Regions from separate parts of the Homo sapiens genome. Here region 2 is linked to region 1. A link is a contact called in ENCODE Hi-C or POLR2A ChIA-PET data. All regions are on one chromosome and are shown on one strand. The core of a region is the stretch at or near the end of the contact, and the rest is flanking DNA. Distances in the headings are between cores, read along the strand shown.

What was found. Hi-C counts contacts between places; a loop is a spot of excess contacts on that map. ChIA-PET counts read pairs that join two places held with the same protein, here RNA polymerase II (POLR2A). Pooled maps may share reads with other maps.
Region 2: a pooled map shows a loop between it and region 1 (8-fold over the local background). The contact joins the promoter of DCAF8-DT here to the promoter of CD48 in region 1. A Hi-C loop is called at or near these places in 3 of 37 single-sample maps with no recorded cell type and 10 of 50 pooled maps. POLR2A ChIA-PET finds 5 or more read pairs at or near these places in 1 of 52 experiments (activated CD8-positive, alpha-beta T cell).

The regions. Positions count from the first base shown.
Region 1 is chr1:160,709,223-160,714,595 of GRCh38, reverse strand. It overlaps CD48 (CD48 molecule), which reads left to right and starts at 2,774. Exons shown (of 4, transcript NM_001778.4): 1 at 2,774-2,914. The coding sequence starts at 2,833. RefSeq lists enhancers at 1,746-1,805, 2,346-2,525.
Region 2 is chr1:160,259,246-160,264,618 of GRCh38, reverse strand. It overlaps DCAF8-DT (DCAF8 divergent transcript), which reads right to left and starts at 2,870. Exons shown (of 2, transcript NR_147618.1): 1 at 2,697-2,870; 2 at 1,841-2,218. It overlaps DCAF8 (DDB1 and CUL4 associated factor 8), which reads left to right and starts at 2,070. Exons shown (of 14, transcript NM_015726.4): 1 at 2,070-2,170; 2 at 3,261-3,334. RefSeq lists enhancers at 1,986-2,255, 2,886-3,015, 2,187-3,135.

The DNA of each region.
Region 1 (5,373 bases), core at 1,525-4,024:
GAACTGCAGGCAGCAAGACTAAATAAGAGCTGTGACATGCCCCCATTTGCTGAGCTGCAGGCAGTGGGACTGAACAAGAGCTGTGAGGTGCCCTCATTTGCTGAGCTGCAGGTGGCAGGAACAAGCTGTAACATACCCGTATTTGCTGAGCTGTGGGCACTGGGACCAAGTGAGAGCTGTGACACACCCCCATTCACTGAACTGCAGGCAGCAAGACTAAATAAGAGCTGTGACATGCCCCCATTTGCTGAGCTGCAGGCAGTGGGACTGAACAAGAGCTGTGAGGTGCCCTCATTTGCTGAGCTGCAGGTGGCAGGAACGAGAGAGAGAGCTGTAACATTTCTTGGGGTCTCAGGCCTTGGGATTCCCCAAGCAAAGCTGTAACACCCCTTAGGGCTCCGCAGTTGCTGGCATCTCCGAGTTTCTTAGTGCCACTGTGTTCCCTTCATTTAGACACTGGTGCCCAAGGTGGAAGCAGGTCACAGCACTCCCCGTCCTGCCACTGACTGAGTGTGGATCCTATGGCTCAGGAGTTCAAGACTGGCCTGGGCAACATGGTGAGACCTCATCTCTACAAAAAATTTTAAAAAAATAGCCATGCATAGTGGTCACTGTACTCCAGACTGGGTGACAGAGTGGGAGCCTGTGCCCCCCTCCCCCCAAAAAAGAGAATGTAACATTAATTTACAGGGTCTCTTTTAAAAATCTAATACAATGTTATCTTTTCTTGCTGAAGGAGCAGGGTCGTATCCTAAGGTTAAATCAATTTATAGGAAAAATATAACACACAGTTCCAAAGTGTAACAATTTGACCAAGAGGAATTTGATTCTGGTGCTGTTTCAAATTTTATTTGCAGGGTTCTTTCTTTTCACTTTTATGTTTTTTTCCCTTTTATTTTTAGTTGACATATAATAATTATACATATTTATGGGATACAGAGTAATATTTTGATACATGTATTCAATGTGTGATGATCAAATCAAAGCAATTAGGATACCTATCACCTCAAACATTGATCATTTCTTTGTGTTGGGAACATTCCAAATCCTCTCTTCTAGCTTTTTGAACATATACATTAAATTATTCTTAACTGTATTCACTCCATAGTGCTACAGGATGCTGGAACTTATTCCTCTTCTCTAGCTGTAACTTTGTATCTATTAACCAACTTCTTCCCATCCTCCACTTCCCTCTACCCTTCCCAGCCTCTGATAACCACAATTTTACTCTCTACTTCTATGAGCTCATTTTTTAAGCTTCCATATATGATTGGGAACGTGGTTTTTTATCTTTCTGTGCATGACTTATTTCACTTAACATAATGTCCTTCAGGTTTGAGGACTGAGAAGAGCAGACATTTTATTGTTCATCTCCATGTTGAGAATCAGAAATGTCCCCAATTAAAAAGTGATTACAAATATGTTATATCAGGAACTGTGGCTTGCCTGTGGGTCCTGGGTGGGCAAATAACTAATTTACATTCAATAGGAATGAGCTTGAAATTTCCTAGACATGATATGATTTGGCTGTGTTCCCTTCCAAATCTCATCTTGAATTGTAGTTCCCATAATCCCCACATATCATGGGAGCAACCCAGTAGGAAGTAAGTTAATCATACGAGCAGTTACCATCATGCTGTTCTCGTGATAGTGAGTTCTCACTAGATCTGATGGTTTCATAAGGAAGGGGCTTTCCCCATTGCTGCTCAGTGCTTCTCTTTCCTGCCACCGTGTGAAGAAGGACGTATTGGCTTCCCCTTGCACCATGATTGTAGGTTTCCTGAGGCTTCCCAAGCCATGCTGAACTAGAAGTCAATTTAACCACTTTCCTGGCCAGGCACAGGCCCATGCCTATAATCCCAGCACTTTGGGAGGCTGAGGCAGGTGGATCACTTGAGGTCAGGAGTTCAAGACCAGCCGGGCCAACATGGTGAAACCCTACTAAAAATACAAAAATTAGCTGGGCATGGTGGTGCTTGCCTGTAATCCCAGCTATGTAGGAGGCTGAGGCAGGAGAGTTGCTTGAACCTGTCAGGTGGAGGTTGCAGTGAGCTGAGATTGCACTGCTGCACTCCAGTCTGGGCTACAGAGTGAGACTGCATCTCAAAAAAAAAAAAAACCAAAACAAACAAAACAAAACAAAACCCCTCTCTTTCCTTTATAAATTACCCAGTCTGGGGTATGTCTTTATTAGCAGTGTGAGAACAGACTAATACAGACTACAAGGGTGGGAAATCCATTCTTTTGGGCCAAGTAATCTTACTTTTTTTCTGATGTTCAGTGGATAGGCTGATGTCAAACTTCAAATAGTGAATTATCATAAAGGAAGAAGAGCAGAGGGTGGTGCTGGGGGTAAGATATGCAGCACAAAGGCTACGTGGGTCTGATTTCCCAGACTTCAGGCTCTGAATGACACCTACCCAGGCTTGACTGGGAAGCTCCTATGTCTTAGCCCCTGAATTAATCAGAGGGATTCCTGCCTGGGAACGAAAAGCAGACATTCTCTATCAGGGTCCCTTATTCTTTTCTGAGTACTGGCCCCCCTGAGAGTACAGTAGAAGCTATGAATCTTCCCCCTACAAAAAAGCACTCATGTACCTTCAAACAAAATTGTTCTCAGTTTCCGTGATGCTCTTAGATAAAAAAATTTACAAGACCTCCGGTTTCTGGTTTCTGGGGCCCCACACAAGTGTGCTGGGTGGAGAGAAAATCTCAGTGGTTTTTTTTTTTTTCTCTCTAACCCTGTTTGGTAAGTTCCGTTTTTAGCCCCGGCCTTTTTCTAGCCAGGCTCTCAACTGTCTCCTGCGTTGCTGGGAAGTTCTGGAAGGAAGCATGTGCTCCAGAGGTTGGGATTCGTGTCTGGCTCTGGAATTGCTACTGCTGCCTCTGTCACTCCTGGTGACCAGCATTCAAGGTACTTTCCACCAACTGTGTATCTGTGATTGTGCACTGAAGGCATGGTCAGTTGGGAAAGGGGAGACGGGATGTAGTTCAACCCTAGAAGCCAGATCTGGTGTCTGGAAAGCAGGTATTTCCATTCCAATAGCATGGCCATGGCATGGTTGGGGAGCCTTTCTTAGCACTGATGAATGGAGCTTCATCTCCTTTCCCACGGGGATGTGATCAAAACAGGAACCTGGGGAGCAAGAGAAGTAGGCTCCTCATATTTTGTCCCGTGGTTGGTGGTCCATGAAGTTGTGGAAAAGTGTTTGTTTTTTCATTTTGAATAAGAAGAAGCTCTACACTGACAGCTGCTGCATTTTATGCTCAGACACACTGTACTCCCTTAGGCATTCTTTGAGACCTCTGTATATGTGAGGTGTTGCATCCTGAGCCAAGGTAAATGATATTGTCATTGACCCAAAGAAAAGATAGATCAAAATTATAGGAAGAAAAGCTTGGAAAGGATTGCTGTCTGGGGTCTCTGAATGAGGGTCTGAGAAGAGGCTGGAAGTGCTTCAGCATCAAAGGAACCTTAACACATCTGATTGCTAAGAGTTAAGGTCCATTCCTCTGCCACAGCCTGTTCGGTCCCCGGTGTGTGACCAAGGGCTGAGCTAACTTTCCTTCTCCTGTTAGAGCTGCCTCACCCTCTTTCTTCATCCAGTACCTCTCTTCTTATGCCAGCTGAGAAACAGCAGTGAAACCTTTGACTTTCTTGCTATTCCCCCAAGTAAATACTCAAGTCTTTTTAATTTAAAGGGCTTTAATGCTCACCACTCTGAGTAAAACAGTAAAAATCAACAAACATGTGGTAGTCACACTGTGGCATAAAATGATGATAGTTTGTAACTTTTGGGGAGATGAGGTAGAATGTGTGGAGGATCGGTCTCTCACATATTCTACCTCTCAGGTAGAGTCCTTTGGTTCATGACTGTGTGAGTCTACGGCTATATAGGTTCTGTGGGCCTGACTCAATGCATAGGACATTGGTATGACCTTGGGATTGGGGGCTGATGTGAAGTATTCATCTAACTATTGGGAAAAGCAGGGTTGCCAATGAGAATTGGAATATTTTAGGACTTTCTCTAGGCATACTGAAAACATCCTGACAGTTGACCTTTCTCTGACTTCTTTTCTAGGCTTCATCTTGGTCATTTATTCTTCTTTGAAACAATCAGACCACACCTGATTATGTTATCCTTTGAATGGATAATATTGGTTTTGATGAGGTTAGTAAACCTGGGTTATAACACCCGGGCTATAACCTGGGTTAGTAAAATACAAATTAAGCACTTACTGTGTGTCAGACATTGTGCTAGGCCTTTTGCATACTTTTTCATTTAACTTTCATTAGAAAATAGTGAGGTGGCTATTATTATCTACATTTTTCAGATGAGAATACTGTCTTGCAGAGAGATTAAGAAATTCTCCTAAGGGCACACAGGTCTAACTTCCAAACCATTCTATTATGATTATACCTTTCCTAGACTAAGGCGAGGGAATCTTGGTGAAGGTCAATGTGTCTAAATCTCTTAATTTTACTGTTTGCCTTAAAAGAGGCGTTTTCTCTTACCTCTGGGCTTATGTACATGCCTTCTTTCCACCTAGATTTCTCTCCCTCCTGCCCTCTCCCTGCCTCTCTTTTAGGCTTCTGTTTTTATGTGACTTCTTCTTGGACTGTCTGCCTGTGACTGTGTTCTGAAGGCATGGTTAGATGGGAACCTCAGGCTCCAGATTATGGTTTGTGAATTGCTTGGTGGATCATCTGTTTCCTTGAACTTTTTGAGGACAGAAACCATGTGCAGTGTTGTGCTGCTGAACTTAGCACAGGCCTGGAGTGTGGCATGTGCTCAATAAATAATTGTTACACAAATGAATGAACAACTTCAAAAAACTTCCTTTTGGACTACACATCCATATCTTCCTGAGAAGTGCAAGTAGTTCTCTCCTCTGCCGTAAGGGATGCTTCTGTGGAAAACTTTGAGAAGCACTCTTAGCTCTCTTCTTCCTTCTCTCCTCAGACTTGGGTTTCTCAGTTCTTTGGTTTCAAGGCAATGATTTAGGGCATGCTCCACAACTACCCAATTCCCCATCTGTCCACAACACTTAGCAGGATGAAGTAGACAGAGTATTGTACTAGAAATGAGATGACCTAGTTCTATCTGGGTTCCATGCTGTGGAATTTTCAACAAGTCATTAAAGCTTCCTGAGCCTCAGCTTCCTCAGCTCCATAATGGGTATAATAATCTGTTCCTCATTTCTTCAAGGGGTTGCTATTAAGATCAAATAAAATAAAAAATGTGCAATTGCTTTGCAATTGTGACACATGCGGAATCCGATACAGATGAAAACCTGGGAAGAGCATCAGTAAATTCTTAAGCCCCAAGCAGTCTCCTGAGCCCAAGATCAGAACTTCTGTCTCTTAAACAT
Region 2 (5,373 bases), core at 1,621-4,120, 450 kb after region 1:
GCTTCCTTGCCAAGCACACTCAAGCTGCAGGGTCTTTACCTTGTTGTTTCTTCTGCTTGAAATATTCTTTCCCAAGTATGTATAGCTTATTGTCTCACTTCAAACCTTTATTTAGATGTCACCTCAGCAGAGGGGCCTTCTCTGAATCCCCTATGTAAAAGAGCACACCCATCCAGGTAACCCATTTTTATTCTGCTTTATTTTCCTTTACAGTACTCTTTATAACTTTATTATCTGTGTGTCTCTCCCCTCCTCCTATGCTCCCAACCCTTGCACTAATAAGTTCCATGAATGCAAGAATCTTGGTTCTATTCACTGTTGCAGCCCCAGCACATAGAACAGGGCCTTCCAGAGCAGGAATTCAATAGTTGTTGACTGAATGAATGAAAGAATGAATAGGACGGTGGGGCATTAAATAGCTACTTTGTGCTGTAGCCCTCTTCTAGGTGTTGAGATTACAAAGATGATAAAAACACAGTCCTTGCCCTCAAGAATTTATATTCTAGTAGTATAGCTGGATCACAAACATAATTTTAGATTAAATGTTATAGGTAAAAAATGTTATTAAAAAAACAGTGCAGAGTAAGGGGATAGAGGAGGATGACATGAGGTTCCATTTTAGTTACAATAGTCAAGAGCTGCCTGTGTTAGGAAGTAGGATTTCAATAGACACCTCAAGTCTAGTAAATATCTAGTAGATGGACATTCCAAGAAAAGGAAAAAAACCCTAGGGCTGGGACATGCTTTGACTGGAGTGACAGTAAGGCTAGTGAGGCTAGAGCAGAGCTAGGCAGTGTGGGAGGAGATGAATCAGATAAATAGGCAGGTGCTAGATCAGATCATGTAGGGTCCTCCTTAGAGGCAATTCATTTTTTGATGGCCTCTAAGGCTATCATACTTTTGACTTTTATTATGTGATGGGAATTGGAGGTTTTGAGCAGGGTGGGGACTGGGGAAATAATACGACATTACTTTTTTTTTGAGACGGAGTCTCATTCCATTGCCCAGCCTGGAGTGCAGTGGTGCGATCTCAGCTCACTGCAACCTCCGCCTCCGGGTTCAAGCAATTCTCCTGCCTCAGCCTCCCAAGTAGCTGGGATTGCAGGCGCGCTCCACCATGCCGGGTAATTTTTTTTTTTTTTTGTATTTTTCGTAGAGACGGGTTTCACCATGTTGGCCTGGTTTCAAACGAGTTTCGAACTCCTGACCTCAAGTGATCCGCCCACATCCGCCTCCCAAAGTGCTAGGATTACAGGCATGAGCCACCGCGCCCGGCCAGACCTTACATTTTTAAAAAGCACTCTGGCTGCCTTATGTTTAACTGTAATGGCAATAATGGAAGTAGACAAACGAGGTAAGTTTCTATTGCGGTAGTCTTAAGTAATATGTAATGACTTGGAATAGGAGAGTAGCGGTAGGGGAGGTGAGAAAGGGTCAGATTTTTGCACCCTGGGCTTCTGGTAAGAAAAAAAAAAAAAATACCCCAGCCTGGCAGCTGGGAGTAATCCTCTGCAGGGTTACTGTAGGTGTCATAACGAAACAGAGTACAAAAGTCACCCCACATCACCCGGCCCACTCTTGGGAACCTTTACCCACACCACCTCTCTTCAGAAAAGAGCTTCTGGAATAGCTACACCTCAAGCTACTGAGCCCCTTCTTTAAAAATACGTAAATGGGGACTCTCAGGGGAAAATGGGCCTCGATAGTATAGAAACCACTTAAGGAAACAAAGCCCTGAAAGGAAACGGGGATTTTCAGAAGAAATCCTTGTGGCAATCATTGCTCGTTCCAGTGTTCAAAAACGGCAAAACTGGCCATCATCCAGGAAGTGGCCTGCCAATCCGCTGGAAATTTAGTTTATTTCTATCACAACTCTGGGTAGCCCCTAACTCGCATTTGTTTAGAGTATCACAAGATAAGCAAGCCCGAAGAAACTACAAAAACAACTTTGCCTCTTCGGTAATGCGCAGGCGCCTCTCGCTCTGTTTTCCGTTGGCCTTAAGCCCCGCCCCTTGTGCGTCCTTCGAGGAGGGTTGCGAGCCGTGAGCTCGCGCGACCACTCTTCCCTCAGTCTTCTCGAGCACATCGTCGCAAACGGGGCCGGAAAGCGTGGCAGCGCAGGCGCAAGCGCAGAGAGCGGAGGCGGTGGTGGTGGCGGCCGCTGGCCAGTGTAAGATGGCGGCGGCGTTGGTGGTGGCAGTGGACGGGGCGGCTGGGCCTGGAACAGTCGGAGCAGCCGCTAGCAGAAGGATGACCCAAGACGGGAAGCGGGCTGCTGAGCCTCGCCGATTCCCGTGCTTGTAACTGCCCCAGCCGGACACCCCCCCTCCCTTGACCTACCCGGTCTGTGTCTCGTTCCGGCTCGGCCTGCGCCCCCCCTCGCTTCCCAGCCGGTTTCCCCTAAGGATGGGCCTGACCCGTATCCCAAGCTCTTAGCGCTCAGGTCTTTTCCTTCCGCCGACCCGAAGTCATCGCTGGGAGTACTGGTTGCCCTTTCCTCAGGTCAGCCCTGGTGTTGCCCCCAAGAGCCAGCCGCACAGTTCACAGGGACGCCTTGCTTCGTTGGGTGACCCATGTGTGCGCTCCTATTTCTCCCCTTAGATTGAGGGACACGGCTCGCCCTGCGTCTCCCCGTCACCTCAGGGCCACCGCGCAATGTGTCCCCCTCCCCCATCCCAAGTTCCCAGGCCCAGCACCTTGTACGGAAGGCGGAGGTCCAAGAATTCCGGAGTCGGTTGTTGTCTTGTGGTCTTGTACCCTTTGTAATATAATTATCTTAGTTTACCTCCTCTAACTCCCAAATCTTTTAGGATATCTTAGAACGGTCCCATTTGGTCCCTGTTAGTTGGAAAGCATCTGGTGGCTTGAATTTCTGACTCATGATTGTTACTGGAGTCTCTGTAAACAAACCGGCACTAGCGCTATCACATTCTCTCCGGGATTTCCCCCCCTGCTCTGTGGCTTCTTGTTGAGAGGTTGTTTGGTTATGGTTTAGCGTTGAAAAGATTCAGGTTATCCTTTTAAATGACTTTACGTTTTAGTGGAGCTGGGAGATTACTTGCCTGGCTTCTAATCTTCATGTTGGTTCATTTTATTTCCATATGTGTGTGGGTTATTTGTTCAGTAATTAGAATTAGATAAAGTATTCTGCTTTTAAGTAGTTTTGAGAAGGCCTAAAAATACTAAAGTGTATTCATAAATATTTTTATTATGTTCAGTAGAAGACACACCTTTGCCATGTAAATTTTAACTTTTCTCAGTCCTTCAGTGAATCTACAGACCTATTTTCTCAGGAGCTCAGCCTGGCCTTACTTCAGTGATAAAAGGAGGAAAGGTGAGTGGGAGTTGGAGGCATTAAAATTCTTGAGTTCAAGACAGACTGCGCTGATGCTCAACTGCTGACCACTAAAGTCATAAAATTCCTACCAGTTTCCCAAAGAGCTTGAGTGTTGTTCTTGGCTTTGTTCCAGCTCTGGTTGAATTACTTTTACAAGTTTAATTGTCTGTGGGCTTCTTGTCTTTCTGTCCTAAACTATTGCTGTGTATCTCCAAATGACTTAAGCCTAGAAGTGAATGTGTGCCCCCTGCCCCATGTCTTCTTTTCTTCTTTATTCATTTTCCTTGTATTTTGTCTTTGTGTCGATCATATTTTTTACGTTGTTAAAAACTGGAACTTAGTTTGCCTGAGTTCTGTTCATCCTGTTGTCAAATCAGGTCTCTTCCCCTCTCACAGCTTCGGGTTGTCATCCCTTGGTATTTAGAGGAGAATATTTAGCTGCTTGTGACTAAAAGCTGGGGAGTGATGAGTGATGCTGCCTTTAGTTGGTGTCTGAGTCCAGTCTATTTCAGAATTCCGACTTTTTAGGATATAGTGGGAAATTTTTTGTAAAAAAAAAAAAAAAATAGTGGCTGCTCTTTCTTTTGTAGCTGGTCTGAAGAATTCTTGGTTAGCAGAAGAAACATCCTGGGCATTCAGCAGCATGGGTTGGTGCCAAAAAGGGAGTCAGAACATACTTATAAATGCAGTTTTCGTGAGGCTTTCAGGTTTCTGGTAGCAGAGACTAGAGGCTCATGGCATGTGACAGAAAAGCTAAGTGACTGGAAGGTAGGCCTGGCCAATTCCTAATATCTTTATGATTTGTAGTAGGAAAATATTGAGTGACACTGGTGAGTTTTATTCCATCTGATGACTGAATTAGAAAATGCTCATCATGGACTGGAATAAAATTATTAGTGATGGTGTATATGTGTATCAGTAAGATATAAAGAGAAAAGTACAGTCTTTAGAGATTGGACAGACTTTTAATTTAATTTTAAGGTTTAAATACTAGACTAATATTTCTTAGCCATGTGACCTTGAGCAAGTTACTTAAACTTCTCTGACTCTTAATTTCCACAACTCTAAAAGTGTGATAATACCACTTACCTCCCAGGGTCATTGTTAGTATTATAGGGAATCTATTTAAAGCTCTTAGTAATCTAAGAACACGTGGTACACACTCAAAAAATGTTGTTTTTTGGTTTTTTTTTTTTGCACATCATTGATACAGCTTTGAATAAGTTATACGTTAATTTATGCTTCTTTTACATTTTGCCTTAGAACACATTTTTCTGGTTAATTTTCCCAACTGATTTTTAATTGGTCAGCTTAGACGTGTCCTTTGTAAGTGCCCACCTAGAGTTGTCTTCTGAACATGAAACCCTTGGTGGGGGTTCATAACCAGAGGACAGAGAATATTAGATATTGGTGTATGTATATTTCAAAATGTATTCTTAAACATCAGTAAATTTTTTTGTTCATTGGTTCCTTCATCTTGGACTCTCTGTTAGCACACCTGATCAGAGTTGGCCGTGTTGTAATTCTTTCCCTCTCTGCTGCAATGTTGTTTACTTCTACTGCAACTATTCTTTATACTTTCCTTTTTTGCCATGAAGGGAATACATTTTTTCCTTCTTGTTGGGCTATACAGTGATCCTCATCAACAAATTATCAAAGAACTGTATGAGGAAAAGGTCTCTTTTTTTAAAAGTGAATCAGGGCTGGGGAGTTAGGAATGAAGAGGTTTTTTTTGTTTGTTTGTTTGTTTTTTGACGAGTCTTGCTCTGTCACCAGGCTGGGGTGCTGTGGCGCGATCTCAGCCCACTGCAACCTCCGACTCCCTGGTTCAAGCGATTCTCCTGCCTCAACCTCCCGAGTAGCTGGGATTACAGGCATGCGCCACCATGCCCAGCTAATTTTTGTATTTTTAGTAGAGGAGGGGTTTCACCATGTTGGCCAGGGTGGTCTCAATCTCCTGACCTTGTGATCTGCCCGCCTCAGCCTCCCAAAGTGCTAGGATTACAGGTGTGAACCACCATGCCCGGCCAAAGAGT